2 separate regions of the Homo sapiens genome follow, and region 2 is linked to region 1. The links are chromatin loops, found by intact Hi-C in ENCODE. Cell type or tissue: CD4-positive, alpha-beta T cell. All regions are shown on one strand. Links, peaks and the distances in the headings refer to the core of each region. The heading gives the core; the rest is flanking DNA. Region 1 overlaps CDK6 (cyclin dependent kinase 6). Region 2 overlaps CDK6 (cyclin dependent kinase 6).

The links. Hi-C counts contacts between places; a loop is a spot of excess contacts. Peaks named below come from ENCODE experiments on the same cell type or tissue, not always from the same donor. Only the 100,000 strongest peaks of a DNase experiment are listed, where the experiment ranks them.
Region 2: it touches region 1 in a loop (1.8-fold over the local background); 4 of 110 quality-filtered maps call a loop at or near these places.

What each region holds. Positions count from the first base shown.
Region 1 is chr7:92,811,208-92,828,319 of GRCh38, reverse strand. The region is part of intron 2 of CDK6 (cyclin dependent kinase 6); the gene reads left to right. Among named protein-coding and RNA genes, the nearest start is that of CDK6-AS1, 17 kb to the left of the region's middle. In CD4-positive, alpha-beta T cell, for the core only: no CTCF peak of the experiment used is centred there; no DNase peak of the experiment used is centred there.
Region 2 is chr7:92,724,240-92,741,351 of GRCh38, reverse strand. CDK6 (cyclin dependent kinase 6) reads left to right here. Exons shown (of 8, transcript NM_001145306.2): 4 at 15,559-15,726. Among named protein-coding and RNA genes, the nearest start is that of CDK6-AS1, 100 kb to the left of the region's middle. RefSeq lists enhancers at 3,098-3,247, 3,448-3,517, 16,917-17,112. In CD4-positive, alpha-beta T cell, for the core only: no CTCF peak of the experiment used is centred there; a DNase peak (open chromatin) is centred at 9,471.

The DNA of each region.
Region 1 (17,112 bases), core at 6,190-14,189:
AAGTGACAGTTTGCCAGGAATGAATGACATAACGATAAATGAATAAAAATTCAGTAAATTCCTGAATTCTGCAGTATGCCATACTGAAGTATATCTCTACAAGAGTATTATTCCAGTAAATTCTTCTTTTAAGGAAGTTGTGCTATAATTATGATAATTTAAATTAATTATAATAATTTAAAATAGCTATAGTTAAATGATGATACAGGTAAATTATGCAGGTAATTCATTAATAATATTGAATTCATTTTAGACAAAGAGGAGTAGGAAAAATTGAAACACTTAGTACTTGTCTGATGAATGAAATATTACATAATGTGGCTCTGGCACATTATGTAACATTCTGGTTAATGAAATAAAAACATCATAATACTTAAAAATTAGATGGCATAATAACCATCAGACACATAAGCAAATATGTGTTTTCCATGCCTTCTGAGGAACTAATCACACTATTGTTCTTTCTCATGAGGTTCAGATGAGTTGCTCTGTCTTCATAGGAAGTAAATTAATTGTGAGCTTCTTGATGTAACAGAACACAGCAGAGATGAAATCTGGGTGTCAGTGAATTGTTAACAGGAGAAGTTAGTGTGTATGATGTTGGGCTTTGTCCAAGATCCAGGAGGCAGCACTGAAAACGCACCGGTGGTTGATAACAAGCATACTTACATGAAGGTCACTATTTGAGTGATGATCCATAGATGCTAGGTTTGGTGGAGCAGGCAGGCCAGCAATCAGAGAGATTTTTCCAAGAGCTGCTGGGTAGTTTTCTTGAATATCACCAGTTTGCTGCCATACCTGATTTTTATTTTACCAGCTGCACATGTAGCTGCTCTTGCCTGAGAGGTGAACCGGAGGGACTGCAAGGCATGTGGCAGGAATCTATGCAAGTGTACAGTTGTAGTCTGGAAGTCCATTTGAGTCAGGATTATTATTAAACATTTTTGACCATCTCCTTTGTCTATAGTAGTTTGCCGAAATTTGGATATCTACTGGCTTTGTAATTTAAGTAGCCACTTAAATTATTCCTATTCTCTGGCCTTCCTAAAGGATTTAGTTCAGTAGAATTAGAATCACAGCATAAGGATTTTTTTAATTGGAAGAAGTCTTAGATTTAACCTAGTGCAACCCCCTTTGATCTGTTTTATAATAATAAAATTTGAGTTGTTTTATGAATGCAAAAAATTATCTCACTGTTAGTGAACAGTTTTATTCTGTGATTGTATGCATTGTAGATATAAACTGATTGAGGATGGCTAAGATTCAGACAGAGGTTTATATTAAACATTGGTAAGACAGGATGACTGATGGTCATTGGATATACCAGAAAAAAATCCCTTGAGATGTAAAAGTATTTTCAGTTTAGTGACTTTATGTTTGCTGACTTGAGAACCAGGATTGTGTATTTTATATCCATAAATAACATGGTGTCCATAACCATTGGTTAACCCGTATATGTTTCCTGATTGATTGAAATTTTAAACCCCTTAGATAAGCACTTTTCATCGTTTTAGAGTTGTATACTGCATTAGCAAGTATCTTGGACTATTGACATTGGGAGATCTGTGGGTATTAACTGTAAGGCATACACATGTGAAGTCTATTTAGTAAGAGTCTTCAAATACTTACTCATATTTAAACTTTTCCTGACTATGCATTTTTTATCTTCAATATTGTACTTGCTTTGGCTTTGACAGGATATTCTCATGTTCTTCCTCTGTATTTGTTAACATGTATCCTACAGACAGATGGACTACTCCATTTGCCCTAATGGATTTCTTGCCATCCACCTCTATTACTTTAATTTGAACAGATCTCTGAATGTGCACTTGGTACCTCTCCTGCACCACTCTCCACCTGTTGAAATTCTGCTTATCCTTCAGGGCCAACCTCAAATGTCACTTTCTTTGTTCTGTATTCCTTAATACCTCGATTTGGATAACATTTCTGCTTCCTTTGAGTCCTGGTAACTTTGGACCTCCTTTATGGCACTTAGCTTGTATCTGTCCCCTTATATTATTTCTGTTATGTAAGATGGAATGTTAACTCCCATGACAGCCCTCTTCTGACTCTCTACTCTTTCACACCCTATTTGTAAGCTCTTTAAGGCAGAGAGTGTCTTGTGATTACATTCGTTTATATCCTGTATCCATTGGATATAAGGTGAATACGTAACAAGTGAGTGAAATCATTGAAAAGGGGTCCAGTTATAAAGGAAGACACCATATGAATTATTTCTATCATGTGAAATAATGTTAATACTAAGGAGTGTCAAGGAGGGAGAACGGATCTGCATATTGGATTACACTTATTGGGATTCCTGGGAAATAATTTAGGAAATACTGAAAAAAGGAAGTTTCATTTTTGTCTTACTCCAATCTACATAGTTTATATGAAAGTTTAAGTATAATTCATTCTTATAGTTAACTGTGCAACTTTGGACTTAATTTATATACTGCAAAGAAGACATTAACATTAGGAAATGAGCATACATTCAGCAAAAGCTGAAAATGATTTGAACATTTCAAATGTAAGAAAGTAAGGTATTATAAATACATTTTGATCAATTGCTTGAGTTCTTTTATTTTTCCCATTAATTTTAATTTCTTTGGCTTTCAATAGTGGAAAACCTGTTAGCAGAATTAGGTAAAACCTTCCTAATAATTTCTATAAAAGATGATGATTCTGAATTTCATTTGAGCCTTGTCTTCTACTCCTCTTCATAATTTGTGTACAGAGAATTTGGATTCCATCTTGACAAACTGGTAGGTTTAATTAAGAAGTATACTTCCAGTTTGAATTCATTCCAGTTTCTTAAGACACATATGGTTGGGGTGTGTGTGTGTGTGTGTGTGTGTGCACGCATGTGCATGCAGAACAGTGGAGTACAAGATTCTTGAAAGAAGGGACTGTGTTGTCTTGTTCCTTGCAGTATCCCAAGCATTTAGCATGATGTCTGGTGTCTTGTAACCCTGAATAAGTATTTCTAAATGACAGAATATGCGCCATTTAGAAATTCAGAATTTAATTTTTTTTAGTTAGAAATGAGTAATCATGTCTGAAAATACAGGTGAGGTCTCTGGCATTCAGCAAGTATTTATGAGTATCTGTTATATTCAACGCTTTGTTAAATGGGATTAAGGCAGTAGTCACAAAAAGTGCATATTGAAATGTTTACCCAAAAAATGGTATGTGGTCTGCAATTTGTTTCACAATGGGGTAGAGATGCAATAAGAATGAACTATGAGTTGATCACTGTTGAAACTGTGGAGTTTTATTGTACTAGTCTCTCTGCATTTATATATGTTTGAAATTTTCCATAATAAGTTTTTCAAATGTTCCTGCTTGTGGGCTAGGAGTCAGAAAACTGATTCTTATCCTGATTCCTCTGCTTATTATTTAATAGTTGAGTAACCTAGGGTAAATTCCTCATGTCTCTTGGCTGCCATATCCCCACAATAAAAATAGAAATTACTACTGCTCTTTAGACCTTAGTGGTTTACTCTGATCAAATGAAATTATGTATACAAAGATCCAATATTATACAAATATAAGGTATTATTAACAAAATGAATTCCTGCTTTCAAGTAGTTTATAATTTCCTGGAAGAAACTGACATGTACACAGATATCTGTATTACTGATTGGTAGCACTTTCATTCCACCTCACGTTGTGAAAGTATGAATGGAGCTAGGTACTTCTGAAAAGATGTGTATTGAGTTTATAGTAATTAAAGTAAAAAATAATCTTTCATTTGGGTATTGGATATTGGTGTCGTGTTTACCCAGTGGTCTTTCCTGTTTATTAATGGGTTTATTGTGAGAGTATCTGTGGACCAAATGCTGCTGAGAACACATTGTCAAAACTGATGGGAGCTTGATGATTTCTTCTGTATTTGACTATTCAAATTAACCCAAAGAGGAGTTGGATTCTTTGCTTGTTCTTTCTTTCTTTTATTTTTTAATTTCAAAATCTCAAAGAGAATTATTCATTTTTGTCATACTTTGGAATTTCTGCTTGTTTATTTTCTGAGGCTGTTCCTATGGCGTGACTGACTTATGACATTTAAAATTTTGTTCTGTGTCCTCTGTTTAAATCGTTAAGAGTTCTATTCACAGCAATGAAGCAGTTCTTTTTTAGGGGCACTAATCTTTAGTGAATTTGCTTTTTTTTTTTCCTTTGCTTCCTTTTATTGCAAAGTAATCTCATAATTTCTGTGGTAGGTGTTCCTAATGATTAAAAAAAAACATTCATTTATCCTAAAATACTTTTATTTTTAGAAGGTTCAAAGTATAATGTTAGGAACATTAACTCTCACACCTTTCCAGCAGCAGAGCAAGAAAAACAAAAGAAGGCCAGGCACAGTGGCTCACACCTGTAATTCTAGCACTTTGGAAGGCTAGGATGGGAAGATTGCTTGAGCCTAGAAGTTAGAGACCAGACTGGGCAACATAGGGAGACCCTGTCTCTACAAATAATAAAAACTTTTTCTGAAAAAAGACATCTTTGCATTTCAAGGGTAGACTTTTAAACTTTAGTTTAAAAGTTTAGTTTACTCAGACCAGTACATTTTAAAACTTTTTAGAAGAACCCAAGAGACTGTCTGAGTCGTTTCAAGTTGGGAGTTTTAGCTGATATAGTATACATTTCAACCATGTAGAATCACTTTAAAAAGTTATTAAATAATCTTGGGTTAAAATGGGATATTTTCTTGTTGAACCTTGAGAAACCAAGAGACAGGTTTGGAGATTGGGGCTAGAAGGGACTCCCAGTGCTGATCATGAATGAAATACATTCAAATTATGTAAGTTCCCTTGACCTGGGAGAACATAGCTTCTTTGAAATGACTTTTTTTTTTTTTTTTTTTTTTTTTTTTACATATTAAGACTCAAAAGAAGAGTGGTAACATTCTGCTAATTCTTACAAATTATTTTAAGCCCATGAAACTTAATCAGTGGCTATTTAACTTCTAGCTGATTAGATGAGAACTGATGCCACTTGGTTCTCAGCTAAAGTTTTGTGAAGGGAAGAAGTCTGTTTCACAGACATTACTACTCAAGTATTGACTGACTCAAAGTGATGGAACTGATTTCAAGGAGAGCTGTATGAATGTGACTGACTCGGTGGTACCAATCCAATCCTAGAAAAACTAGACTTTTGAGATGAGTCAAGAGAAACATCTTTGTTTAGGAAAGATGGTATAGGTTTGGTTTTTTTTTTTTTCACTTTAGTTGATAAAAGTAAGAGGTGAATCCATCATTAGGCAAATAGAAAATGGTCTGGAGTTGTATTTATGTATCTGAAAGGACAACATGCTCATTAAAAGAAGGGAAGACGGTGGTAGAAGATAAGCTAAGTTAAGGTAGCAATGAGAGAGAAAATAGAAAAAACAGTAAGAGAACTTGGGATAGTGAGTAGATCTGAAGTTTCTTGATAAACTTCAAACTCTGAAACCTGGTGATCTGAAAGTAGATGAAAATTCTGCCATATTTAGAAAACCCTCAAACCAGTGCTTATGGAACGAGTAAACTCAGATTATCATTCTTACAATTCTGCAAAAATAAAATGGCATTGCTGTCTGCTTTTTCTTGGGCACCTTATTTTAATCATTTTTGCATTGCCCCGTGTGCCTAGCACTCAATTACCTGTTGAATAGTTGTATGAATTAATGTTGAATGTCAGCTTCCCATTAGAATATAGGCTCCCTGAGGGCAAAAATTTTTGTTTTGCTCACGCATTATCTCCAGCATCCAGAACAGTTCCTAGTAAATATCAATTGAGTAAATGACTGAGTGAATAAATAGTTAAGCCATGACTCAAGATTACTGTTTTCACAGCAACTTTATTGACAGTAAAAATGTAAATTAACACTACAATTTATTAGATATTTTATTTTTCTATTCACTCAGTATTGCATTTAAAACTCTTCAAAATTATGTAGTCTCTAATAGGTAGTAAATTGGATTCTGACCTGGGAATTAGGAGTTATTTAATAATGTAATGATTGGCAAGTAGATTGGACAATGAGATATACCCTTTCTAAGCTAATTCATCCACTACTGTTTTCATTAAATTACGAACATAATTTTATGCCAATAATATTGATATTTTAGTGATATTTTAAATCATCATATCAGTTTTTGCAGATTGAATTTACATGTTTTGATGGAAGTTTGTGAACATGGTTTAAGATTCTCTGGGCTGTGACTGCTCATTTTTGTTTTACTGTAAAATTAGTTATATTAAAATATGACTTCTAAAGAGTCATATTTTATATTTCCCTAAAGAGCCTTATATTAATGGCCATAGCTGTCCTTACAAGTAGGGATGTCCATGTAATATGTATGTCATATTAAAATATTGACATGCATTCCCCTAAAGAGCCTTGTATAAATGGCTATCACTGCCTTTATAAGCAGTGAAGCCCAAGTGGCCAGTCCCATTATGAACCTTGTCCCATTACTTCTGTTTGGGGCTACCATTCCAAGCACCTTCCTCCTCTGCTTAGAACAGCTGATTGTGATCACGTAATGGGTTGTGACATCACTGATAATACTAATATATTATTACATAGCAATAAACTAATTATATATATAACATAATTTATACAATATATATAGTAATGAAAGAATTAAGGAAAAGAAAGGGAAAGAAGGAATGAAGAGAGGGAGTGAGTAATAGAATAGAAAAGAAAAAAAATTGTGGTGTTCCCAGTCAGTTGTCAGATATGTTTCAAGGAAGTTGTTAATAAAGTAGAGTACCAAAGTTTGCAGGTGAGGAGAGTTATTTGCAGTTTTTTGTTTAAAATAATTACATTTTTCTATTAAAGCAATTTTTCTGGTTAATATTGCTTGTAGTAAATTACTCCAACATGTAGGGGCTTAAAACAACCATTATCTTATATTCATGAATTTAGCAGGTGGGGAATTCAGACAGAGCACAGTGAGAATGGCATATCTCTGTTCCAAGATGTCTGGGACATTAGCTGGAAATTACTCAAAAACTGGTAGTTTGATTATTCTAGGCGTCTTCACTTTCAAGCCTGGTGGTTCATGCAAGTTGGTTGGCGAAGGCTGGGATCTGAACTCAGGTTTTTGAGCAGAGCACCTACACTGACCTACACCAGGTGGCCTGGGCTTCCCTTTCAGCATCAAAGCTTCAGAATAGTTGAATGTACATGTTGGCTCATGGCTTTAAAAGTTGGTGTCCCTGAGAACAAGCAGTGTTAATTATGCCACGTTTTGTTGTTTATATTTGAGTTCAAAGCCCCAGAGATTCAAGAGGTAGAGACATACACCACCTCTTAATGGAAGGAATGTTAAAGAATTTCCACCCCCCCACCCCCAGCTTTTTTGTAATCATGACATTAATACTAATACTAAATAGTATGAAAGGGCTTATGATAAAAAGGCAAAGCTCCTGCCCCAGTTCTCAGATACAGCTATTCCTATTCCCAGTACTCAGATACAGCTTCTTTTCACTGTCTGTTTTTGGTGCTTCTGTTTATGGTCTCCATAAATTTAGATAATATGCTGTTGCTCTAGTTCTTGATATTTAAACTTCAGTAATATCTATTGACTTTCTACTCTGAAAAATGAGGACTTACCTTGTTAATATTACTGTGTATTTCCTTCGCTTTCTGTGAGATAGGGATATTTTTATTTCATATAATAATTTTAAATAATATCCCTAAACTTCAATTTTTCATACTTTCACTTTGGGCAGTATCTCTTGATTCTCCATTTAGTAAGAGGAGAATATTTTATCCCCGTAACCTTTCTTCCACTTATGTTCTCCCTTTAACATCACAATTTCTATCAGCTACTTTGCTAAAATTGTTTATTTGCATTCTGTTCCGTACTGCAACAGAGGCTTCCCTGCTTTTCTAAAGGTTGACCCTTGCAAGTTGAACACTGGTAAACAGTGCTTACATTCTTCTGACTATATAGAGAGAGTTCAGTGCTAGGCCAAATATTCAGCCCTTATGTTTCCTTCTCTCCAGGTTCAACATTATAACCCTATGAAGCTGATGGAGTCCTTCTTTTGTAAAAACAGACATCTGGATTCTCTTTCCTTATTCTGCATCACTTGTTTAAAATATGCCCTATTTTCGTGTACTTTTTATTCAGGCCATGACTTTCTTGTATCATTTTGTTTTTCCTGGAGTTTCTAATTGCCTTTTTATTTTTTCTTGCCATGTTTGCCTTTATCACAATCTGTGTTCTCCAGAAATACTATGTGTCTACATATGGTGGGTTTCCCGCCACCATTTAATTTGCTGGGCATTCTGTGGAATCTTTCTAAGTGCAGATTTGCTTCGTTTTATTTTTTTTAATGGCTGCTTCTTCATCATTTGTTCTATTCTCTTTACAAGGTTCTTCTGTTAGTCAGATATTTGATCTTGCAGTTGGGATCTCTGTGTCTCTTCTTTTAATCTTTTTTCTAATTCATCTCTTTTCTCTGGTTTTTGCTTTGTATTCTAAAGAAACTTCTATATTATTTTCCAAATGTCTACTGAATTTACTCTCAGTAATTAATATTTTTAACTTCAAAACATCATTTTTTGTTCTCCACTTGTTGGTTTTTAAAGCATCCTCCTCTGGTTTTCTGTAATATTTCTTTGAATTACTGTGAATTTTTTTAAAGTCCTCCACATTATCTCTGTTTCTGTCAGTGTTTAGTTTTTTTGGTTAACTTTTTTGTTTTTCCTGTGGCTGAATTTTTTAAATGCCTGGTGATCTTTGAATATCCTTTGGCTTTTTTAAAGTCAAAACGAGCTAAAGGTATAATTTTTATACAGTAAAATACACCCATTTTAAGTGTGTGCTTTTTATGAGTTTCGACAAATTTATTCACCTACTAACCACCACCACAATCAATATCTAAAATACTCGCATTATCCCACAGGGCCCTTTGCAGTGAATCTCCTCCCTCTACCAGGACCCCTGCCAACCTAATCTTCTTTCTGTCATTATAGATTTGTCCTTTCTAGAGTTTCATATACACAGTATCAAAGAGTATTATGTTCTATTATATCTGGCTTTCATTGATAGTGTTTTTGAGATTCATTTATGTTGTTGACTGTTTGAGTAGTTCATTTTCCATTATATGGATTTACCACAATTTGTTTATTCATTCACCTGCTGATGATCATTTCTGTTGTTTCCAGTTTAGGGCTGTTATAAATAAGGCTGTTGTGAATATTTGTGTACAGGTCTTTGTATTGATATGACATATGCTTCATTTGTATGGTAAATACCTACAGGTAGATTGCTGACTGGTATGGCAATTGTGTATTTAATTTTTAAGAAATTGTCAAACTTCTCCAAACTGGTTGTTCCATTTCCAGTGCTAGTGTATAAAGGTTCCATTTGATTTGCACCCTCCTGAACACTTGGGACTGTCAATCTTTTTATTTTTAGTCATTCTATAGTGAGTGTGAACTAATAACACATTGTGATTTTAATTTGCATTTACTTGATGACTAATGTTGTTGAATATCTTTTCATTTGGCTATTGACCATTCTGATACCTTCTGTTGGGAAGTTTCTGTTCAAATTGACCGTTTTTTAAAATTGAGTTATCTTATTGTATTGTAAGAGTTCTTGAGCAGTCTTTTGTCAGCTACATGGATTACAAATATTTTCTTCAGGTCTTTGGCTTACCTTTTCATTTCCTTAATGCTTTATGTCAAACAGAATATTTTAATTTAACCTAAGTCCAATTCATCTTTTTTTTTCTTTGATAGCTTATGCTTTTTTGTATCCTATCTAATAAATATTTGTTTACCTCCAGGGCATATAGGATTTTTCCTATGTTTTCTTCTAGAATTTTATAGTTTTTGCTTTTATTTTAGATTTGTGATGCATTCAAGTCAAGTCTTTGTGTTTGGCTTGAGCTAAGAGTTCAGGTTCATTTTTCCTGTATGGATATCCAGCTATTTCCGCACCATTTATTGAAAATACTTTGCTTTCTTCATTTTGAATTACCTTGGCAGCTTTGCTAAACATTAGTTGAGCATATACATTTGGGCCTGTTTTTAGACTCTTTGTTCTTTTGCATTGATCTATATATCTATCCTTTTGCCAATGTCATACTTTGATTACTATAATGTATAGGTCTTAATCAGGTAGTATACATTTTCCAGCTTTGTTCTTGTTTTTCAAAATTGTTGTTGCTCTTCTTTTGTATTTTCATATAAATTTTAGAGTCAGCTTGTTAGTTAACACAAAAATTCTCCTATTGGGATAGCATTTAATCTCTATTAATTAGGGCGAAGGCATAGATATTGACACTGACTTCTGATCACGAACATGGTGTATCTCTTCATTTATTTAGGTCTTTAATTTCTCTCATCAGAGTTTTGTAGCTTTTAGTGTAATGCCCTTGCTTGCATTTTATTAAATTTATCTCTTTGCATTTAATGTTTTTGGATGTTATTGTAAAAGGCATTGTTTTTTCTTTTTAAGTGTTTGTCATTGAGAGCTATAGTCTTTTTTGTATAGTGACCTTGTGTCTTGTGATCTGAAAAACTCCCTTATTAGTCTGGTAGCTTCTTTGTAAATTTTAGTTTTTTTACATACACAGACACATCATCTGAGAATAGACAGTTGTACTTTCCCCCCTATATATATATATGTCTTTTATTTCTTTTCCTTTCTTTTTTTGCCCTGGCTAGAACCTCTAGAAAAATGTCAAATAAAAGTGGTGAGAGCAGATGTTTTTGGCTTGTTCCCAATAATAAGGAGAAAACTATTCAGACTTTTGCCCTAAAGTATGATGTTAGCTGTAAGTTTTCCTAGGTGTCCTTTATCAGATTGATGAAGTTCCCTTATATTCCTAGTTTGCTTAGAGAGTTTTTCATGATTGGGTACTGAATTTTGTCAGTGTTTTTTCTGAAGAATTGAATTGATTATTTTTTTAAAAACTCTGTTATTGTGCTGTGAATTATACTGATTGAATTTTGAAAGTTAAACCAAGCTCACATTCCTGGGATAAACCCTACTTGGTCATGATGTAGCCTTTTTATATATTGCTAAAATTTTGTTAAGAATATTCATGAATGATATTGGCCTATAATTTTTTTTATAATAACTCTGATTTTTGTTCTGAGGTAATGCTGGCTTCATAAAACGAGTTGAGAAGTGTTTCTTCCTCTTCTATTTTCTGAAAGATTTTGTGTAGGATTGGCATTCTTTCTTTCTTAAACATTTAACAGAATTTACTAATGAAGTCATCTGGGCCTAGCATTTATTTTTGAGTAGGTTATTAACTACAAATTATATTTTCTTAATAGATATGAGACCTTATAGGTTAGATCACCTTTTATAATTTTGTATTTTTCAAGGGATTTGTCTATCCTAGGGTTTTTTTGGGGGGGTGGTAGTTTATTGGTATAGATTCTTTAACTCCTTATCTTTTTTAATGTCTGTAGAATATGTAGTGATGTCCACTCTTTTATTCCTGATATTGGTAATTTGCATTTTCCTCTTTTTATCTTGACATACAGATAGAGTTTTGTCAGTTTTATTGATGATAATCCAGTTTTTTGTTTCATTAATTTTCACTTCTGTTTGTCTGTGGTCTCTTGATACTTATTTTGTTTTTATCTTCTTTTCCTACTTACATTGGGTTTAATTTGTTCTTAGTTTTAGCTTCTTAAAATAGAAGCTTGGATCTTCAAATATATGCATCTTCCCACAAATTTGAATATGTTGTGGCTTAATTTTCATTCAATTTGGGTTATTTTAAGCCATTTTTAGTTATATATTCTTTAATCCATGGATTCTTAAATTTCCAAACATGTAAGGGATTTTTCTAATTTCTTTCTGTCTAATTCTGTTGTGATCAGAGAACAATTCTGTATGATTCTAATACTTTTTAAAGATAGTAACACTTGCTTTGGTCCAACATATAGCTTATCTTGGTACTTGTTCCATTTGATTTTTTATTTATATATTTCCAATTTTCTCCTCACTGTGTCCATGTTTTCCTTTAAGGCCTTGGGCATTTTTGTAGTGTTTATAATAGTTTATTTAATTTCTTTGTCTGCTATTCCATAAGTTCTGTCATTTCTGAGTCTATTTCTATTGACTGATTTTTCTCCTGCTTATGGGTCATGTTCTGTATGGCTGCATGTCTAATAATGTGTTATTGGATGCCAAACATTGTGACTATGACATTGTCAACTGCTGGATTTTGTTCTACTCCTTTAAAGAGAATTGGATTTTGTTCTGGCAGGCAGTAAAGTTATGTGTGGTTCAGTTTTATACTTCCAAGGCTTATTTTTAGTTTGTCTCTTTTGTTGTTGGGGAGAGGATCTAGTGTATGTAGGCTTTGCTTCCAGGCTAGTTTAGCCCTACTAAGACATTACTCTTTTGTAGTCTCTCTTCTTTGGCTGGTAAGGAGTTTGAAACATTTTCTGCCCTCTGTGAGCTCTGGAATCATTCATCTTACAACTCCTTGGTGATCTTTTCTCAGAAGCTGACCTTTCTTGACTTCATGCAGTTCCACATGTGTAGCTTAATATTCAGCCAGGGACTCAATAGACCCCATGTAGATTTCTGGAGCTCTTCTTCAGTATTGTGTCTTCCAAATTTTAGCCACTTTGGCCTCCTTGTCTTCTCAACTCTGATCTCTGCCTACCCAGCTGGGCAAGACTACAGAATTTACAGAACTCTGAGGTTCCTCCTTCCTGTACCTGTGGTCTGGAAATTGCCTCCAAACAGAAAGCTAGGGCAATCTAGGGCTCACCTCATTTGCTTCCCCTCTCTCAGGGATCACAGTCCTCTACTACCTATAGTCCAATATCTGAAAGCAGTTGTTTCATATGTTTATCTAGTTTCTAGTTGTTTCTGGCAGGTAAGAAGTCTGGACCTTCTTGCTCCCTTACTGCCTTGTATGTCCATTAGTTTTTATAAAGACTGGTTAGCTAGTAAGACTATTAAATAGGATCTTTTCCTCCCTGCTGGCTCTCATTTCTGAGTAAAATTTTTGGGAGACTTGTTTGGCATAGGAATCTTGGGATGGGAGTATGCTTCACAGGCTTTACTTTTGGGTGGCTGGAAAAATGGCTGTCAGGATGTGGAAAAACTCTCAAATGTCACAATAAGAAATGGTTTACTCCAAGATCTTAGGTACAGGGATGGCAATAGGAATGCTAACTGGTGCAGTTACCCTATATACAGACATTTAGTTGACTCCCCTGAATGTGGGAAGAAAATGGCTGCCCTTCTTCCTCCCTTTTTCCATTGCACCTGTTGACTCGTAGTCCAGCTTCTGCTTCCTCCACGGTGCCCTCATGGCTTGTTCTAGGGCAGTGGCCTCCCTTCTAGTAAAAATATTTGAGCATGTCACTGATATTCACTGAATTATAAAAATTATGTACATATACAGATATATTATTATATATTTAATAAAAATAATGATTTTGAAATGAAGGGGTACAAAATACCTAAAAATAGAAGATATTTTCTTAATACATCTCCTGATTATATGTTCTTCACTTTGGAGACTACTATCTCTTTGGTGACTTCTTCCATCACCTTATTTCTGTTTATTTTCAGTCACCCAGCAAATTTACTAAATTCTCTCCTTTTTGTGTATGTGGGACGCCCTTTTGTAATTATGGGTTTATTTCTTTTACTGAGAAAGAATGGAGGCAAATATTTGTGATAGGTCCACCATTTTGAACTGGAAGTCTGATTACACTTCTTAAAATAAATTTTTGAATAATCAAAATGTCTTTTTTTTTTTTTTTTTTTTGCAATTCAGTTTGCTTTCCTGGTTGGGAGCAGAAGGGCTGCAGCCCAAGAATTGCTTATTACCTGCGGGAAGTTTTTGTTATGCAGCAGTTCTTAAATTTGGGTAATGTCAAAGGGCATGTGAACCAAGGAAGTTGTCTGCTAATTTCACCAGAAGCAAAAAAGTTTAAGAACAGCTGCTCTGGAGAAATATTGGGATCACATGAGATATACTTTTCCCCTATTTATTCCACATTCCTTAATTTAGAGGACAGTATAACCATCTGGAGAGGATCCATAATTGAAGAAAGAACATTGTTTCATTCTTCTGTTGCTGATTGCACCTGGCTATATAAATTCATTGTCATCTTCTAGGTTTTCATACTGTTGATATACCATCCCTGAAACCAACAGCTGATATAAATTGTAACATAGAAAAGCTAATTTGACATCATATTGGGAATGTTAGCCAATTGATTTTTCTTAAGGGAAACAAACTGAAAAAATAAGCCCACTATGAATTAATTCTTTGCAGGAAATTCCCATGTCTGATTATTTAAAAGAATAAATTCTGCATGCAAATGAATCATTACAAGCTTAATTGAAGCTTGCGGGATACTCAAGTTTACTCACTGTGGTGTGTTTTTGATGGAGACAGGAAGTGAAAAAGCAAGGTCTATGAGACTTTTTTTTCCTATGAAGTCTCAGCCAGTCTTTTAATGTTTCTCATTGAGAAACTTTGGTTGGGAGGGTAAATGACTCAAGGTATCTATTGCTGCTTAGCCGTTTTTAAGGGGGCATTTCCCCCCATGTTCCTCCCCTCCCCAAAATAGCTAATTATGTACTGGAAGTTTCAATACATTGTTCACAGTTTGTGAAGTCAGCATATTTCTGGAAGCTCACTGTGAATGTAATTCTTAACTGTACAAATGCTTTTGTTTCTCCATCTCTGCAGCTAGCTCTGTACTGTAAGGACACAATTCTATCGCTATTTTTTCCCTCACATTTGATGTGGTAGTTTGCATACAGCTGCAGAGTAGACAGTTACCTTTGAAAGGAACATTTGGCTGCTCTAATTTGATTAAAGAAAACCACCTCAATCATTTCTAGACTGAGAACGTTTTCATTTTAACTTGGCAGTAGGAGTTGGGAATGTACTCATTGCACTTAGATATGTGGGGGACCAGTTAGGGAACAAAACCAACTGCTTGAATGAAGAAAGCTTTGGTGCATTTTTTTTTTAAAAGCAAGCAGTATGATTCCCTTTCTGTTTCCCTCTCAAATTCTCTACAACCTTGATTTTCACCTCCATCTTCTTTTCACGGTTATTTACTTTGTAATTCCAGTAAACGAATTCTGGCAGGAATAGACTGCTACCCTAAAGTGATTTGTGATTTAAAGGACTTCAGGGTCCTTAAAAATTATCCCATTTTACATAGAAATAAAATCCCAAATCATGAATTACTATGAATTGCATATATTTTCTTGGCCACTGTTGAGAAAGGCAAAAAAAGTTGTTAGATCATGGGTGTACAGACCAAGGCTGGGAATTTAGTTGTAACTTACTTAGAAGAAAATTGCTCCTTGTCAGAAGGCTGCAGTCAACTCACATATATGCCCTTTGTTTCTGACATAGAAGAGGGTCTGATCACCAAATTAGTATGACAATTAAAAATAAATTCTGGTGATTGTGAATTGGCATCAACTTTATATATGTTTTTAGAAATGATTGAGCAGTGGTTAATGTCTGTACGGTAAACCATGAACAAACTTTTGAACCACAGCTCAGTAATTCAATATATGATATCCTTGTGAAAGGTACTGTGCTGTCATCTTAAAAAGTTTGAGTGTGGGCCAGGCACAGTGGCTCATGTGTGTAATCCCAGCACCTTGGGAGGCTGAGGTGGGAGGATTGCTTGAGGCCAGGAATTTGAGACCAGCCTGGGCAACGTAGTGAGACCTCATTTCTACAAAAAATATTTCCTAAAATTTAGCCAGGTATAGTGGCACTCACCTCTGGTCCCGGCTACTCTGGAGGCTGAGGTGGGAAGATCAAGGCTTGAGCCTAGGAGTTTGAGGCTGCAGTGAGCCATGATCACACCACTTGACCCCAACCTGGGAGACAGAGCAAGACCCTGTCTCAAAAAAAAAAAAAATTGAATGAGAAAATTTAAATTAAAAGTCTGAAGCTACACATGGGCCTCAGAAATAACAAACACTATTACTTATTGATTATTGGATATTATTGATTACCTAAGAGAGGAGGTCAAATGTGGGTTCACATTCCAGTTCTGCCACATGACTATGTGTCTTAACCCCATTATGCTTCCTACCTCTAAGCTTCAATGTCTTCATTTGTAAAATTAGGACACATATTAAGTGATGTCTCTGAAGTTAGGTACCTTTTAAGTGTTTTGTTTTGTTTTGTTTTGTTTTTTTGAGTTGGAGTCTCACTCTGTTGCTCAGGCCAGAGTGCAATGGCACCATCTTGGCTGATTGCAATCTCCACCTCCCAAGTTCAAGCGATTCTCCTGCCTCAGCCTCCTGAGTAGCTGGGATTACAGGCACATAGCTAATTTTTGTATTTTTAGTAGAGACAGGGTTTCACAGTGTTGGTCAGGCTGATCTCGAACTCCTGACCTCATGATCCTCCAGCCTTAGCCTCCCAAAGTGCTGGGATTACAGACATGAGCTGCTGCGCCTCGCCCTTTTAAGTGTTTGATACTTGTCAAGTACTTAGTTGCCTTACTTATTCCTCTCCTTCAGAATATTTTGTAGGGGGGTGGTTTTGTTAATAGGATTGGTGGCAGAACTTGACAAAATCTTCAAATTCTAATATTATGTGCATCTCTCATTCTCTTGGACAAAATGATTAAGTCCATTAGGAATCTCTCAAGTCTGCCTACTTTTTCTCTGGTTAAGTGTGACATTATATCAGGTAGTAGTTGCAAGGGCAAGGCATAGGTACTACGGACATAGGAGCTGTTCAACAAATGGTTGCTATTAGATGGAGTTACACTGTCATCTTGAATGCCACCTTCTGCCATCTTCAAGTGCTATAATTATTTCCACATTTAATCTCAAGACTGTTCACTCGAAGCCACCCCAGTTTGTTCTTCCTTCTGAGAGTCAAAGGCCAAGAAAGAATCTTTTCATTTTGTTTTTACACACGGTAAGGAGGGCGTAAATATTTTCAGCCACGTGTCTCAGTGTACAAGGATGGTGAAGGGACTAAAACGATGTTTGCCTAAAGTACCCTGCTACATTGGGGTTTGAGCACTCAGGATTTCTAGTAGATACAACATTATAACTGTAGTTGAATCCCAGGCTCGTTCACAATGCTTATTTATATAGCTGAAGAATGTCCAAT
Region 2 (17,112 bases), core at 5,040-13,039, 86 kb after region 1:
TTATCAGAAATGCAAATTTACCTTAGTGTCCTACGTTTTATCTGGCCATCCTAATGCAAACATAGCCACACATACATAAACCTGTACATATATCTCTTGTTTTGTCAGAATAGAATCAAGCTGTATATATCACTCTAAGCCTTACTCCTTTCTCTGTCGATTTATCTAGTTTACATGTCAGAATTACCCATGTTCTTTCTAATTGCTGCTTGATATTATACAGAGAGACACATCATCGTTTATTTAACTATTCCTCTAATTGTGGATATTTTAGCTGTCTTCATTTTTTTACTCTTTCAAGCAAAACAGCACTGAATGTCTTTGTATTGACTCATTGTAAACTTGTTGGTTTTGTAGCCTGAATTCCTAGAAGTTGAATTACAAGGTTGTAGCATATTTTTAAAGCAGCATTGGGTCATTCCTTTCATACTTAGTGCCTGAGGCTGGAGACTTGAGGAGTTGCAGAGGGGCCACGTGTACCTGGGCACGAGGTGAGGAGGAGCTTAGGTTTCTGATGATATGGGCCTTGTGTGTGTTAGGCACCTTTCTGGCTTCTCAAATTCGGTTTCCCGCCTTCACTGTTCGCTCCATGAGACAAGGCATCCTTGTTCTCCAGCCTGCCACACAAGTTGGCTCATGATACAAATGTAGAATGAGTAAATGAATATGAATTTATTCAAGGGGTTGCTGAGAAAAATAAATGAAATAATGTATGCAGAGTACCTGGGAAAAAAATAATGTATGTAAAATGCCTAGGATGCTTCTTTATTTTTCTCATCCCACCCCCATTTCCAGTTACTTTCTTAGCATCAGGAGGCTGTAATCTAGGGAGGGTGACATTACAGTTAGAGTAAAGTGGAATAAGTTCTGTGCCAGAACTATGCTCAGAGCATTGTGAGATTATACGAGGCGGGCACATAACCTGTGCCTGTAAGGAGAATTGCCCAGGATGTGGCCAAAAGTTACTTAAAGTAAGCCTTGAAAGACAAGTTGAAAGGAGCCAGACAGACAAGATGTGTATGTTGGAAGATGTGTGTATATCGGGGGATAGGACAATGGAGCAAGCATTCCAGGAAAAGCAAATAGCATTGCAACAGAACAGAGATATAATAGAGCATGTTACCCTCAGAGCATAGTAACAGGGATGTAGGAACAGCTGGAAATTAATCCAGAGATAGTTAGGAAGCAGACGTTAAAGTGCTTTAGGTAACAATCTAAGTTTTACCTTTGTCTTATAGTGAACAGTGGGGGACTTCTGCATGACTCAGATTTACCTTTTAGGAATATCACTTAGGGCTAGGCATGGTGGCTCACACCTGTAATCCCAGTGCTGTGGGAGGCCAAGACAGAAGAGTTACTTGAGCCCAGGTGTTTAGACCAGCCTGGGCAACATAGCAAGACTCTGTCTCTACAAAAATAAAAATAAAACATTAGCTGAGCATAGTGGCATGTGCCTATAGTCCCAGCTACTCAGGAGGCTGAGGAAGGAGCATTGCTTGTGCCCAGGAGTTTGAAGCTGCAGTGAGCTTCACCACTGCACTCCATCCAGCCTGGGCAACAGAGTGAGATCCTGTCTCAAAAAAATAAATAAATAAATACCACTTAGTGCAGTGGAGAAAAGATTAAAGATGCAAAAATCTAAAGACAGGAGTTCTTTGTGTCGGAACACCATTGTAGTAATCCAGGCAAGAGATACTGACTACTTGGCAAGGGCCATGGAGATGGGAGAGAAGGGCTTATTTGAAAGGTAATGTAGGAACTATAATTACCATGATTTCGTGACTTGTTAGATATGTGTTTGGGAGGAGAGAAAGAATCTAAAATGTCTGTCAGATTTCTGAATTGATCATTTGGGTGGATGGTGGTACCATTATACCAGATAAGAAATACAGATGGAAGGACAGGTTTTGGTGGGAGTAAAGAAACTGTATTATTATTTTGGAACAGATGGAGATTACAGTTACCAGGGACTATTCTAAAAAACATAGCAGGAAGCATGTGTACATTTGCACATGCAGAAGTTTGCACATCTGGAGCTTGGGAGAGCAGCCCCAGCTGCCTTATGACTGGGGATGCCTCAGAATGTGACTAAATGTTGAAGCCACAAATGAATGGGAGATGAGGGGTGGAGGCAGAATTTAAAATTTAAGACAGTCTTGAGAAGTATAATTGCAAAGGTAATTATGGAAACACAAACAAATGGTGAATGTTTTTGGTAGCCATTATAGACAATAGCAAAGGGAGCTTACTAGAGACCCAGAGAAGGCAGTACCGAAAGCCCAGATGAAGTTAGAGACCATGATGTGCAACCACTTCAGACTTGTTATGAACATTTTCTCTCAGCAGTCCTAATTGTAGAGATGTGCAAATTGTTCTGAGATTAGGCCTTAGAGGACCAGTATAAGAAAAAGTGGAAGCCAATTTTTGGTGCCTGGAAAAAGAATAATACCAAAAGCTGACTGGGGGTTTTAGGTGGGCCAGGAAAAGTTTGAAGGCAAGAGGCGCACGTTTAAGAAAACAACTAGTTCAAGACATTTTAGACAGGGGTATCCCTAAATCAGAGTAGCACTGAATACATAAATTGTATTTGCAATGCAAAAACTTGGATACCTGTACTCTATTATGCTGAACACTAAGAGTTTCCCATCTATAGGGATGCCCATGTTTCCCTGGGCAATTCCTATTGTAATACCAATTTTTTTTTTTTTTTTCGGAGATGGAGTTTTGCCCTTGTTGCCCAGGCTGGAGTGCAGTGGCCGGTCTTGGCTCACTGCAACCTCCACCTCCAGGGTTCAAGCGAGTCTCCTGCCTCAGCCTCCCTAGTAGCTGGGATTACAGGCATGCACCACCATGCCCAGCTAATTTTGTGTTTTTAGTAGAGACAGGATTTTACCATGTTGGTCAGGCTAGTCTCAAACTCCTGATCTCAGATGATCTGCCTGCCATGGCCTCCCAAAGTGCTGGGATTACAGACGTGAGCCACTGTGCTGGCCTGTGATACCAATTTTAACATTAGCTGGATAAATTCTTCTTTGTAAGAGTCATTAGATCGTTAACCCAGTTCTCAGTTTTGCCTTGGTGGGTAGCTCTTCAGTTCCATTTGGCCTGAAGATCCCCCTTCCTCTGCACCTCCATGCTTTTCCTGACTAGTTGTGACCACCCAGATCCTCTTCCTCCAGCAGATTGAAGAAGTTGTTAGTGAGGAGTACATGGTCCTCCTTCCACTGGAGATACATTGGCTACCTCTATCATAACTGACTTCAGTTTAAAAAGTCAGTCCTTGCAACAACACAAAATAAAAAATGTTGAAGTCCCACCTCTATGGAGTCCCCATAAGCAGCTGTGCGTGCAACTCTACCCAAAACAGATAATATGCACAGATGTGTTTATGGGAAGGAGGCACAAGGACTTTCAGTGTGTTGTTTTCAGTTTCTCACCACTACAAGGGTTTCTTTTCTTTTTCAAGGAGGTACATTGTGGTAAGCATGTTTTATGACCCATAATAAAAACCCTTGTAAAGACCATTTTTTGACCAAATGAAGCTAAGTGTTCTTTTCAGAGTCCTTGTTTGCTCCTCTCCCCCTCTCTGTATTGGAATGCACACAGTTCAGCATTAATGGATAACATAAGGAAATAATGTCACAAATTCTAGTTCTTATTTGTTAAGTTGAGAAAGCAACCAGAGTTAACTATGTAAGAAAGTTCATTTGTAATGTTTTTCCCGTTTTGGTAGTAGCTTCAGAATATATATGTTGATTAAGTAAAATGGTATATTTCATGCTTATAGTATCCGGTTATTATCCTATAAAAAGCACCTAAGGACAGTTTCGGGAAATCTCAATAGTCAGAGAGGCCTACAGAAAAATCTGTCCAGGTATAGGGAAAAAGCAACTTAAAACCATTTTAGCAAGTTGGGTCATTTACAAAATGAAACATGTAATACATTCAATGAATAATAACAGATAATTTCTAAGGACCTAGACTTTCAAAATTAAGAACAGACCACATAACATTTGATTTAATTAAAACAACAGATATTTTAAGGATTATATTATAAGTTGTGTTTGTTGATCTTAATAGAGTGTTAGGGAAGATAGAAGGCTATCCACATACTAACTGGGGAAAATTCAGTGGATCTGAACTTATAGTATTATCACAGCCTCATCTTCATTTAGTGGCACCAGTGCTGAACCCATTACCCAAACTGGGAGGTTTACACATTGTTTACCCAAACTGGGAGGTTTACACATTATTTTTAGTTCTTGTAGCCACCCTACAAGAAAGTGTTGTCCCCATTTTACAGATGAAGAAACGAAGGTTAGATGCTAGCGGAGGGAAGATTAAATAACAGGCCCAAGATCACACAGTGTGCAACCTGGAAATGTAGCGGAGCTCTCCAAAGATGGGCCATTAAAATTGAACTGTGAGAACAAATATTAATATATCACATTTGTCTCTTGAATTGCTTTTCCCCTTGCTTTTTGTTTCAATATTCTAATTTAGACCTTCTCTATCATATGTTCAGAATAGTATCATAGCCTCCTTACACCACCTCCCATCCATTATGTATGCTAAAATGTCAATAATAACATGCCATGGTTTTACACATTTTTACTACTTACCCACTGAATATAAGATAAAACACTATAGACTCCCTGTGTCCACCAGCAATAAATCCCTTTGCAGTGTGGTCCCATTTAGCAGTGTGCCCTCTTTAGGACCCTGCCTGCTGGAGCTATAGCTGGTGTACAAACACGTAAGCACTTCCTCCTCCTCTATTAGTGTCCTCCATGACAGATGCTTCCCCACACCAAAACTAATACCAGCCTTCCTCCCAGATTGGCTTAGATGCTGCTCCCTCCTTGGTGCTTACTCAGTGCCTAGCGCTCTTGTGCCATTTGTGGTCCTTGGCACATACTGACATGAAGTATGTAGGTACATATTCTTTTCTCCCTGCTAGAGTAAGAGCTCCTTGGGACACTCTATTCAGGTGCTTCCGTGTAGCATCACCTGACACAATGCCTTACACATAGTAGGGACTTCATAGTTCTTTTGAATAAGTGGTAGCAATTTATTATGTGTATGAACTTTACAATAAATAAAGTGCTTAAGCATAATATCCTATGTCATATATATAACCATAATACACATAATCATATATAAATATATATTACATAATCTATAATATATCTTGTTTAAATCTTTTTGTGGGGTCATTTTCTCAAAAATAGATGTGAAAAGCAAGGCCCACGAAAGTTGCAAGTGACTTGTCTTAGATTATCTAACTTGCAAGTACAAATTTGGATCCAAAGCTTTTAGCTCAAAACCCAGTGCTCTTTCTTTTAAATCATACTGCCTTCAAAAATGGAAATTTACATCTCATGTCTAAGTGACTCACTTAGGTTTATACGTACCCAAAAGAAACTTTTTTAATACTTTTATGCCTCCACTTGGCAAGCAGTCAGTAAATTCTTAGTGAATAACCAATAAGCCACAATGCAGGATTATGGCTTTTTTGCTAAAGAAAGACTCAGGAATCAGTTTAATCGGTGAGAATGTTCTATAACTCCTGTACACAAAACCAAGAGCAAAGGTCACTATAATTCATCTTAATGCATATCTATAGACTATTGGGTGATTCATCCAATCAAGTAAAACCAAAAGATTTCTATGTATAACGTGCCTTGTTCGATTCTTGGAGAATATAAAGATGCATTGCATTCCTGTTCCTCAAGGAATTTGCAATCTAGCTGGATAGCGCTTGGCAGTTTAAAAAACAAATCAAATCTATAATATAAAATAATCAAATGTCTAGGTTCTCTCCACAGTTCTATGACAGAGGCAGGGCAGGATTTATTCTGGTTTTTATAAGTGAAAACCTGAGGCTCCAAAAAATTGGGACTTCATAGACACTGGGGACTACTAGAGGAGCGGGGAAGAGCTGAAAAACTACCTATTGGATACTGTGCTCACTACCTGGGTGATGGAATCATTTACACCCTTAGACATACAAAGGTATGAAATATACCTTTATAACAAACCTGCACATATACCCCCGATTCTAAAATAAAAGTTGACAAAAGTAAAAAATGAAATAAAAAATCTGTACTATTACAAAAATGATAAGAAGGAAGGTGGAACTTGCTTAATCAACTGACTAGTGGCTGAGTTGAACGGAACTTAGTAACACTGGAGTAAGAGACTGTACTTTGAGAAACTCTGATATGATCATATGAAATTAAAGTAGTATTAGGGGATTTGGCCAATAGTCCAATTCTGCATCCAAGTGAAGACTCAGGCAAAGTGATTTGATCTGTGGAATACTTCTCTTAGAGATGGGAGAGGATAAGGTACTTAAGCTAGTCCTACCCCAAGCTGTGGAACAATGTGCTGAAATCCATGTCTCTTGACCCCTGGGCAAGTTGCTTCTGAAAGAGATGGTAAGATAGGAAGCATCCTTCATTGTTTTTGTTCAGTGTGTCAGTGTTCATTATAGTCATGGGAGTTTTATATTTCTAAAATAATGAGCCCAAAGTCTCAACACATATGAACATGTTTTAATGGCTAAAAGGTACGAATACTGATTTATATGCCATGCCTCTTTTGTCCCTATCCCGTAATCCAAACCTGCTCTTTCTGATTCCCCTGGAGTTTTATCGCATTCCTCCTAAAAGGAGTCAGTGAGTTCTTTTTAAGCTAATGGCCTTCATAGATTTCATGGTCATTTTTAGTTTTGTTTGGGCCCTCACTTCTTTATGAAAACTCATTGAGCATTTATTGACACCCATTAGTACAATGTGGTGGGAGGCCAATAAATCTAGAGGAAGAGCAATTTAAGCAGGACCCTGCCAGGAGTTGGGGCCATGGGGCAGTAAATGAGTAAAGATGGCAGAAATCCACAGAGTACCAGGAGGCAGGGCCAGAGAGCTAGGTGGGCTTTGGCTGAGGGGGCTGAAGCAGGAGAATTATCTGATAGGATCAGGTTTACACTTTTAAGGGTTCAGTCTAGACAGAGAGTACAAGATGGATTTGAGGACTGAGATCAGTGGGGAAAGGCTAGGTAATGGTATATGTGAGGAAGGAGAAGGCGGACCAGACCCGCTATAGTGGGAGCCTCAGAGGTGTAGGAATTGTATTTAAAAAGACACGACTTTACTGAGGAGCCCAGAACAAGACTTGAGTAAATGAAGAAAAGGAAAGACTCAATATTGTAAAGGTATCTGTTATCCCCAAATCAATTTATCAATTTTTAAAAATCATTGAAAATACTAAAAGGATTTTTGGAAGGTGTGGGCACTCAATAAAATGATTCTGAAGTCAGTTCATAATCATAACATATAAGAATATCCAAGAATGCCAGACACGATGGTGCACACCTGTAGTCCCAGCTACTTGGCAGGCTGAGGTGGGAAAATAACTTGAGGCCAGGAATTTGAGGCCAACCTGGGTAACATAGACCAGCCTCTAAAAATAAATAAATACATATTTTTATTTTCAAAAAATATTCAGGAATGTTTTATAAAGAGTGGAAAGAGAAAACTTTCCCTGCAGATGTTAAAATTTACTCTAAATATTTAATAATTAAAGGAGAGAGGTACTCTAAACAGAGCCAGAAACAAAGAGCAAAAGTCCAGAAAATAACTTCAAGTAATTTAGAACATGAGAAATAGTGGCATTTAAAATTGGTGGGTAATTTAATGACTGCTTAAACCCTTTTGCTAATCATAGAATATAAATAAAAATAGAAAAATATAGAACCATTAAAAATTAAGCTGTAGATCTACATTGCCAATAGATCTACATGCAAATGAGTTCAGTATACAGCATGATGTGAAAAAGACAGTTACAAAATTGTATGCATTCGCATTCCATTTAGAAAACAGAGACTAACCATCTGCATGAGTATTATGTAGATGGCAAAAATGGGATGAGGTTAAAGAAGTCAAAGTTCTGAAGCTAATATTAGCTGGGCATCCTAGTGATGTTGGAGTCCTGCAGGAAGACGTTGAGTGTGGGGTAAACAGGATGAGCCATGGTTCCTGGGGAATATAGAGAGTTGACAGTAAATGATAGTGATGGCAAAGGCGATATTATAAACATTAATGGAAGGAGGTACACACCTCAAAGAGAAAAGGATAACCACCTGAAAGGGATGATTGCCAACAGGAAAAGAATGTTGGTACAGGCCCCATTGGGTCTGTACCTCACCCTGGGGTGAATCATGGTGGCTATAAATGAAAGATAATGTTCATAACATATTTAAGTTAATATAATTTTAATTAAGTTAGATTTGTTAGAATAATTTTCAGCTGCAAATTACAGAACACTCAATGAAAAGTGGATCCAGATAAGGGCATTATTATATACATAACTACAAGGCTGGAGGCAGACAGCCCTAAAGTTGATGCAGCTATTCATTGATGTCATCAAAGACCCAGACTCTTTCCCTGTTTACACTCTGGCCTTTTATGTGTACAGATGATGTTTCAAGATGGTTGCTACAGCTCGGTAGCATTCAGTATAAGACGTGGGTGAGGAATGGGAGATGAGGAAGTACAGCAGAGAGCATTCTACTGTGCACCTCTTATCAAGGAGGAAAATGCTTCCTGAAACTCTCTAGCCAATTTGCCCATACAGGACTGGGTGTCATGTTCATCCCTGGATCAATTCCTAGCAAAAGGAAATGTGATTGCCTTCATTGGCCTGGACCAGGTCTTCATGGCTGACAACCAGCAGTATCTTCTATATCACACAAATAATTATCTGTTCTACTCTTGTGGAAAACCAGCTCCTCTAAGCATTACCTCATTTGAAGAGGAAGGAAGTACAGAGTGAGGGGAAAATTCTCAAAAGAGGGAATTGAGAGGAAGAATGTGGAAAGATAAGAAAGTATTTTGTCCAATTGCAGCCATTAGAAAGCTTATTAAAATTTCTTCTTCTGTTTTTGAGAGCTGTCGCCCAGGCTGGGGTGCAGTGGTGCAATCACGGCTCACTGCAGCCTCAACCTCCCAGGCTCAAGTGATCTTCCCACCTAGGCCTCCCGAGTAGCTGGGTCCACAGGCATGAGCCACCATGCCCAACTAATTTTTTGTTTTTTGTAGAGACAGGGTCTCCCTGTGTTGTCCAGGCTGGTCTCAAACTCCTGGTCTCAAGTGATCCTCCCACCTCAGCCACCCAAAGTGCTAGGATTACAGGTGTGGGCCACCACACCTGGCCTAAAATTTCATTATAGAAAAGTGTGTGTTGAAATGGGGAAATATTCACAGCACATTGTAAAATGTTTTTAAAAGCCTCACAAAACAATGTGTATAGAATGATAGCCACTTGGGTCATTACCCAACAACCTAGGAACTTGGGCTTCATGTTTTCTTACTTCTTTACCCAGTGCTGATTTTTATCTCCTGCTCTGAAGAAATTATGTTTAGCATTGCATATTTGCAGTTTCAGTTCCTGATGATTTTCCACAGTGGGTTAAAAATAGCCATTATGATGAGGTAATGATTTATTCTTTCATGTTGTTCATTTAAGTCATTACATTGTTCCTCAAACACCAACATTTTCAGGCTTGGTGGAAATGACTTATTATCTTTTTTTTTTTTATTTCCAGTTAGTTGAGACTGATTCTTTACCTTCTCAGCATTATCATCACTTCCAGGAATGAATAAAAAGTGGGTTCTGTTCTCATTTCAGAATACATATTTGATTATTAAAATTTACATGCAATGCCACTTTATTACACTTTTATCCAGTTGCCTAGAAGCAGTAAAAATTAGAAGCCAGTGTTTCCATTTAGGGCCCATGCCTTTGTTTCTCCTGAGGGGCCTCGAGGTGATGTGTGCCTGACTCATCATGCACAGTGGCAAAGAGACGGGTACTATGGCATTGCTGGACTATGCTTTGCTGTGGAACAAAGCTCATGTGTGACTCTTTTAGCTTGCCAGTTAATGGCTTGCTTTGAATTCACCCATTACAACTTTCCAGGTGATATGGAAGTTTTAAGGAATCCTCTTGAACCCTCCTCTTGGTTTCTCAGAATTTGTTTGTCTTGTTCTTTGTGATTTTGGATGAAGCATTCTTTGGGTCCTCCTGAGGACCACAGTGAGAAGTAGGGGAGACCTGTTTATAAACAGCCTTTGAAGCTCATTGTTCATTGCTCATTGCAAATTGATCAATGAAAGCACACGGGAACCCTGTCAGGTTTTGAAATAGAGTAGAAGCTGTATACATACAGCAAGCTTGATGTGGGGACCTGCAGTGTAGATTCTCCCAGAATGCAGACAAAAGTGGGTGGAATCTCCAAGGAGTGAATCAAGCCACTTGGCTAACGCTTTAGGACCTTAACACGATGCTGTTAGTCACTATTTCATTGCTTAGGTAGCAACAATATACCACATTTTATGGGAGAACCATGGTTTTAAAACATTCTGGGAATAGATCCAGCAATTCCACTTCTGAGTATATATCCAAAAAAATTGAAAGCAGAGTCACAAAGAGATCATTCTACACCTGTGTTCATAGCAGCAATATTCACAGCAGCCAAAAAGTGGAAACTACTGAGGTGCCCATCTATGGATCACCAGATAAACAAAATGTCATATATACATACAATGGAATATTATTTAACCTTAAAGAGGAAGGAAATTATGATACACACCACAACATGAATGAACCTTAAAGGAACTATGTTAACTGAGGCGAGCCACTCACAAAAAGACAAATCCAGTGTGATTCCACATGTATGAGGTATGTAGAGTTGTCAGATTCATAGAAACAGAAAATAGAATGGTGGCTGTCAAGGACTGAGGGGAGGGGTACATGGGGAGACATGCGAGAGAAGTTATATGCAGGCTCAGGTGACCTTTCCCTCTGTTGCTATAATCGTAACCCTCACCTTAATTCAACATGTTCTTATTGGTTTAGTGTTAAAAAACCTTTGTTATATGTGATACATTTTAGTCTGTGGCCTCCTCTAACACACTTCATAGGAAACAGACAAACCACTATGGAGAGAGTTCTGTGAAAACTTGAATAACAAATTTGAAAAGACTGAGGTTTACAGAGTATAAGGAGAAAAATAGATTATCTTTGCCTACAAGTTGGATATGTCCTGTTTTTAATTTTTAAATAAACTGAGGATTATACATTTTTGGTGCTAAAACTTTGAGGATGTGAATATATCACAAGATATATCCCTATATCCAGAATTGTCTATTTAAAGTTGTCATTCTGTGACTTATGATATGACTTGGGTGTTTTTAGTGTCTTTTGGAAATAATCATACTTTCTTGTAATGAGAAAATAAGGCCCAGGCCAGGTGCAGTGGCTCACACCTGTAATTGCAGCACTTTGGGAGGCCAAGGCGGAAGGATTCATGGCTCGAGGCCAGGAATTCAAGACCAGCCTGGGCAACATAGCAAGACCCTGTCTCTACAAAAAGTTTAAAAAGTAGCCAGGCATGGTAACACACACCTGTAGTCCCAGCTACTCAGGAGTATTGTTTGAACCTAGGAATTAGAGGTTGCAGTGAGCTATGATATGATGGCACCACTGCACTCCAGCCTGGGTGGCAGAGCAAGACCCTGCCTCTAAAAAGAAAAGAAAAAGAAAAGAAGGCCCCATGATCAACCTTTTCCCATTAGAAAAGCCTGAAGTCGTTTTTTAGTTTGCTTGTTTGTCTTGATTTTAAATAAGAGGATTAGAGCTCTGGAACACCTAAGAGAAACAATTACAAGACTTCAAGGATTTCTTGTATTCAGAAAGGTCCAGAGTCTTTTTAGGGGCATTGCCAAGATAAAGCCCCACCTAAGATCTCTCGGAGCCAGACTTCATTCCACAATGGTGTCCTGTTGAAACATGCTTGCGAGTCGCATGTTTTAAAAAGATAGAGTGAGGGTCCCAAGTGACTGTTTATCATAAGTATGACTAAATGTTCAAACTTTTTATACCAGACTGTGCCGTATAACATAAAAAGGGAAACTTTTAAACCTGCGTTTAACTGAAAGAGCCTTAATTGGTGGTATCTGTAGTTTCATTGCATTGCATCACTAGGGTTACTGTGAAATATTTGAGTCATATATGGTACAGAATAATTTAGATTAAAATCTTGAGCTAATTTAAGAGTATGCCTCACGATACTATAAACTGAGATAGAACAGATCATAAGCTTACGTAGAGAGTCCTTTGAAATGTCTTTGATGAAAACACTTCTTGTGATTCTGTAGGAAAGGTGTTTTTTTCTTACCTCATTTAATGTTGTAATTTATTTATTTATATAATCCTCTGGAATTGGGACTATATCTTATGATTATTTGGGACCAGAGTTCCTGACGTAGCTGAATGTACTTCACCTTTGAAATTAGGTATTGCAATAAAGGTTGGCTAAAGACTGAGAGGGGTTCCCCAGTCATGCTTATTACAGGTTCACAATGCCCAACAACCTAACTCGTGGTTGAATTACTGAAGGTCATGAGATGTTGGGCAAGATTTTGTTTTTTAAGTCGTTAACTCAGTGTTCATTGGTTCAGAATTCCAATTGTGTCTAGATATTGGAGATTTAAAAGAAAAGCCATTTGCTAAACAAAAAAAAAATTTAAGTAGCCTAATAAAATCTAAAGAATGGTCATTCTTATGTAGAACCAACTTACATCTATAGGCATCATACACATGGAATCAACGTTAGTGCAGTCATGTGGATTCATACTGCCTAACCCATGCTTTGGTATGATATTAACAAGCCCTTTTAATCTACTCTACCTTTAAACAAACAAGAACTAGACCTGTAGTATAAGTGCCAAAGTAACACAACTAAAACTGAATAATAATAATTATGGCATGTCCCAGGGTGAAAAACCATGCAGCCATTAAAAATCTCATTGTATAAAAAAAGTCATATTGCAGAATTTTATTAGTGGCAAAATGTTGATAATGAATTGTTACATGTTTTTAAAAGAGCTACAAAATAATGTGTACAGAATAATAACCACTTTTACTTAAATATACTTATACATCCAAATATAATAAAATACGTAATTTTTAAAAGACAGACTAAAAAGACACAAAAAAAGTTATATTAACAGTGAAGTTTTCTCTGTTCTCCAAGTAGTGGAATTTTTTAGTGATTTTTCTTCTTCTCTGGATTCTTAAAACATTTTATTAGTTTCTGCATTAAGCATGCATCTATACATCTTAGCAATTTTATAATTAAGAAAAACATAGTGTGTGTTATAACACAAATAAAAACGATGTGCATGTTTTTAAATTTGTATACTGCTAATTGGCTGCTAAAGTTGTTTGAACACTGCAGCATGAACCAAACAGATTTATTCTTTATACTGTTTTAAATGAGTGACACTTAACTGTATAGAGGCTAAAGATGATGAGCCAACAGGACATTACTTTAGGTTAGTCATGCTTTTTAAAATTCAGTGCTTACAAGTTGTGTGCATGTGTTTCCAATAAAGACTTATTTGCCAAAATGTTCCTTGAACATTTTGTGCTACATTTTCACACTCCTGTTTATTCATTACAACTTATTGGACCTGCAGTGCTTCTCAAGTCTTGAAGGGCTTTTCCTCCCCAATGCAGTCTTCTCCAGGGTTTTGGGAAGCTTAGAAGGTCACCCCTGCCAGTTCAGAATATTCACTCAGGGGGATCTCAGAAATGATTCTAGATCACTGCATACCCCCTCTAAGTGCTTTGTTCACACCGACCTTGTAGCAGTGGTCATGTTTTCTTTTAGTTGTTTGTGAATCAGTCTCCCCCAGAAATCAGGACACTTATCTTGGCAATAATCATCCTAATAATTACTGTTTGTCAAGTGCTTACCATATGCCAGAAACTGTACAAGCACTTGGCATACATTACTTCATTTAGCCCCCTTAATAGTAGGAAAAGTAATCGCTACTTTCTCCACTTTATAAAAGGAAAAACTAAGGCTTTGGTTTTGAACAAGCTAAAATATAAAGACAGAACTCCGAACTCTAAAGGAAGAACCAAAACCATAAACCAGTAACCAAATATACTGTTCTCGATGAGAGGATTCAGTGGTCCGGCCAATGATAAGTGTATCCTCACAGCCCCTTCCAGCTCTGAAATCCATGGTGGTACCCAGTCATTTTTCTAACCCTTGTATTAACAAAACAGCTCCATCCTCCCTTGTATACACCATTCTTATAATATTTGGGTCAGGGGAGTAGGTCACTCTTAATTTCCACACATTTCAGAGGATTATGACATCATGGCCAATGTCTTAGTTCCTACCTTCAGACACTGTCCCTGAGTATTAAATCTTGTGTATATTTGTATTGGTCCTAAAATTAGAAAAAGATCTGATATTGGTTTATATCCTGAATGATCCGCTCCTCCATACTGGTTAATAATAACAGTAATAAGCGCTGCCATTTACTGAATATTAACTATGGTGCTAAGTGCTTTACAATGATCCTATGATAAAGTGGGCTTTGTTACTGTCCCATTTTACAGACAGGGAAACTAAGCCTTAGAGAGGTTAAATGGCTTGCCTTATTTTACGTATTCATTTGTTCATTGATTTGATAAAGGAATACATTGGAGATTTGAATCGAGGTTTTCCAGACCCTAGTTTAAATCAAGACTCTGTTAATATTCTAAAACAGTTGATTAAGACTGGGCATGGTGGCTCACACCTGTAATCCCAGCACTTTGGGAGGCTGAGGCAGGAGAATAGCTTGAGCCCAAGAGTTTGAGACCAGCCTGGGCAACATAGTGAGATCGCATCTCTGCAAAAACTAAAAACATTAGCCTAGCATGGTGGCATGCACCTGTGGTCCCAGCTACTTGGGAGGCTGAGGCAGGAGGATCTCTTGAGCCAAGGAAGTCAAGTCTGCAGGGAGCCGTGATCACAGCACTGCACTCCAGCCTGGGCAACAGAGCAAGATCCTGTTTAAAAAAAAACAAACAGTTAATCAGCACTCTCTTGCTAGTATGACTTTGGGCTAATTAGTAGCCTACATCTGTGTATCAGTTTCTTGACCTGTAAAATGGTGTAATGATATTATTTACCTAAATGTTGTGGTGTGGATTAAATTATTTACTAAGTGGACAATGCTTAGAATAGTGCTTGATATATAGTGAGTGTTTAGTACTAGGTGCTATAAAATAATAATCACCATTAATAACAATATTATTATTCACTGGATTTTAATTGTTGAAATGGCACATTAAACAATAGAGAAGCAAAAAGTGTCCCCTCACGACCTCCTCCTTCCTCTCCCCAGCATGAGCCACTGAAACCAGTTTGGCAGATATCCTTCCAGAATGTTTCCTATTCCATCAAAAACTATTTTAAAATTGTCCTTTCATTAATAAAATACAGGTTGAGAGTGAAATTTTTTGCAGTGTTCTTGAAAGTGTGGGAGTGGAAAGGCAGGAAGGGAGACAATTCACTCATTCAGCCAATACCTGTCAAATGCCTGCCGCATGCCAAGCAGCCACAAAATGCTAAGGATTCGGCGTCCAGCATAGCAAATGCTCAACTTCCGTTTTGAGTGTTTACTGATTTTCTTTTTTTAATTTTATTAGGATATGATGTTTCAGCTTCTCCGAGGTCTGGACTTTCTTCATTCACACCGAGTAGTGCATCGCGATCTAAAACCACAGAACATTCTGGTGACCAGCAGCGGACAAATAAAACTCGCTGACTTCGGCCTTGCCCGCATCTATAGTTTCCAGATGGCTCTAACCTCAGTGGTGAGTGAGAGAGTGCTGTCCTTTTATTAAACTTATTTTTCCTATTTTGAATGACAGTCTGTCCCTCTTCCATGTCTCTAATGTTAGTACTGCCCATGACTAGTTGGTGGATAGAATGTCTTTGCCCATTTTTATATGGCAGTGGGTAGGCAGAAAGCATTCTGCTTACAGCTACAGTCACATCCAGCCTGGGCTTGTTGTGGACAGGATCCATTGCAGAAATAGCCTGTTGCATCTTAGCCACTGGACAGGAATCAGTTACAAGTTTCCAAATGCTTTCTGCCATAACCACTGTTTTCAGAGCTGTATGTACAATGCCTAGGGAACACACAGCTCAAGGTCAGGGAAGAAAGAGCACGAGCAACGTTGACCTGTCTGCAGCATCATGGTTTTGAGAAACAGAGTGCCTACACAGGTTTGTTAATGCACTCATCTGAAGCTATGGTGCCAGCTGTAAAGAAGAAATCAAATTCACAGTGAACTTGGATGATGCATGAACGTAGAGCACCGCCATGCCAGGTGAAGGCTCATATAACCCTGAATAGAAAGAGCGAACCCAACGGCCCTGTTTTGGCAAAAAATAACAGTTATGATACCCTGTTTCTTTTTGCCATTCAGCTGCAAAACCATAATAGCTATTGACATTGGTTAGCTTCTATTTCTCCATATAGTTCATTATTTCTCAGATGGATTTTTGTGAAATTCTGCACCCCAAATACAAAAAGAGCAGCCTGGAAATAGGTATTAATACCCTTCTCTTTGAAAGACCTGTTTTGCATACAGTAAATTCATGCCTTACGTACAGTAAATTAAATAAATAATATATAGCAAATTAAGTCTTAAGAAAAAGAATTTTAAAAAAGAAAATATCTTTGTATATTCAAAGAAATAAAAAAAAATAATCCGTATTGTCCATCTTTAGCCTCAAAGTGGTTCTCACATCAGGGACAGCATGGCCCTGTTGTTAAGTAATGATTGGCAACATCTTTGGTCATTCTGCACAGCAAAAAATTGTTTCCCTAAATTTCAGTAATACTACAGCTGATAAGTAGAAATTCAAGAGAGGAGTTAGAAATTCTCTGAGACAGATAACTTGCCTTAGGAAAAAATCCAATTTATAAAAGTGTTCCCCACCCCCTGCCCCCAGTCAAAATAGGGGTGCTACCACCTAGACACGTAAGACCAGTTACTTTCCAAACATTATAGACTTTTCCTAGGGCATCAGAACTTTTGATGCAGAGGATTCCTTGGAAAATGTTGCCATTGTTAGAAGATAAATCCTACTCATTTCCTCTTTGCCCAGCATACACCATTGCTTTAGAGGAGAAATGGCACGAGTTGATGTTTAAAAGATAGGCCTCAGCTTTGAGCACGGTCAAGCAAGCC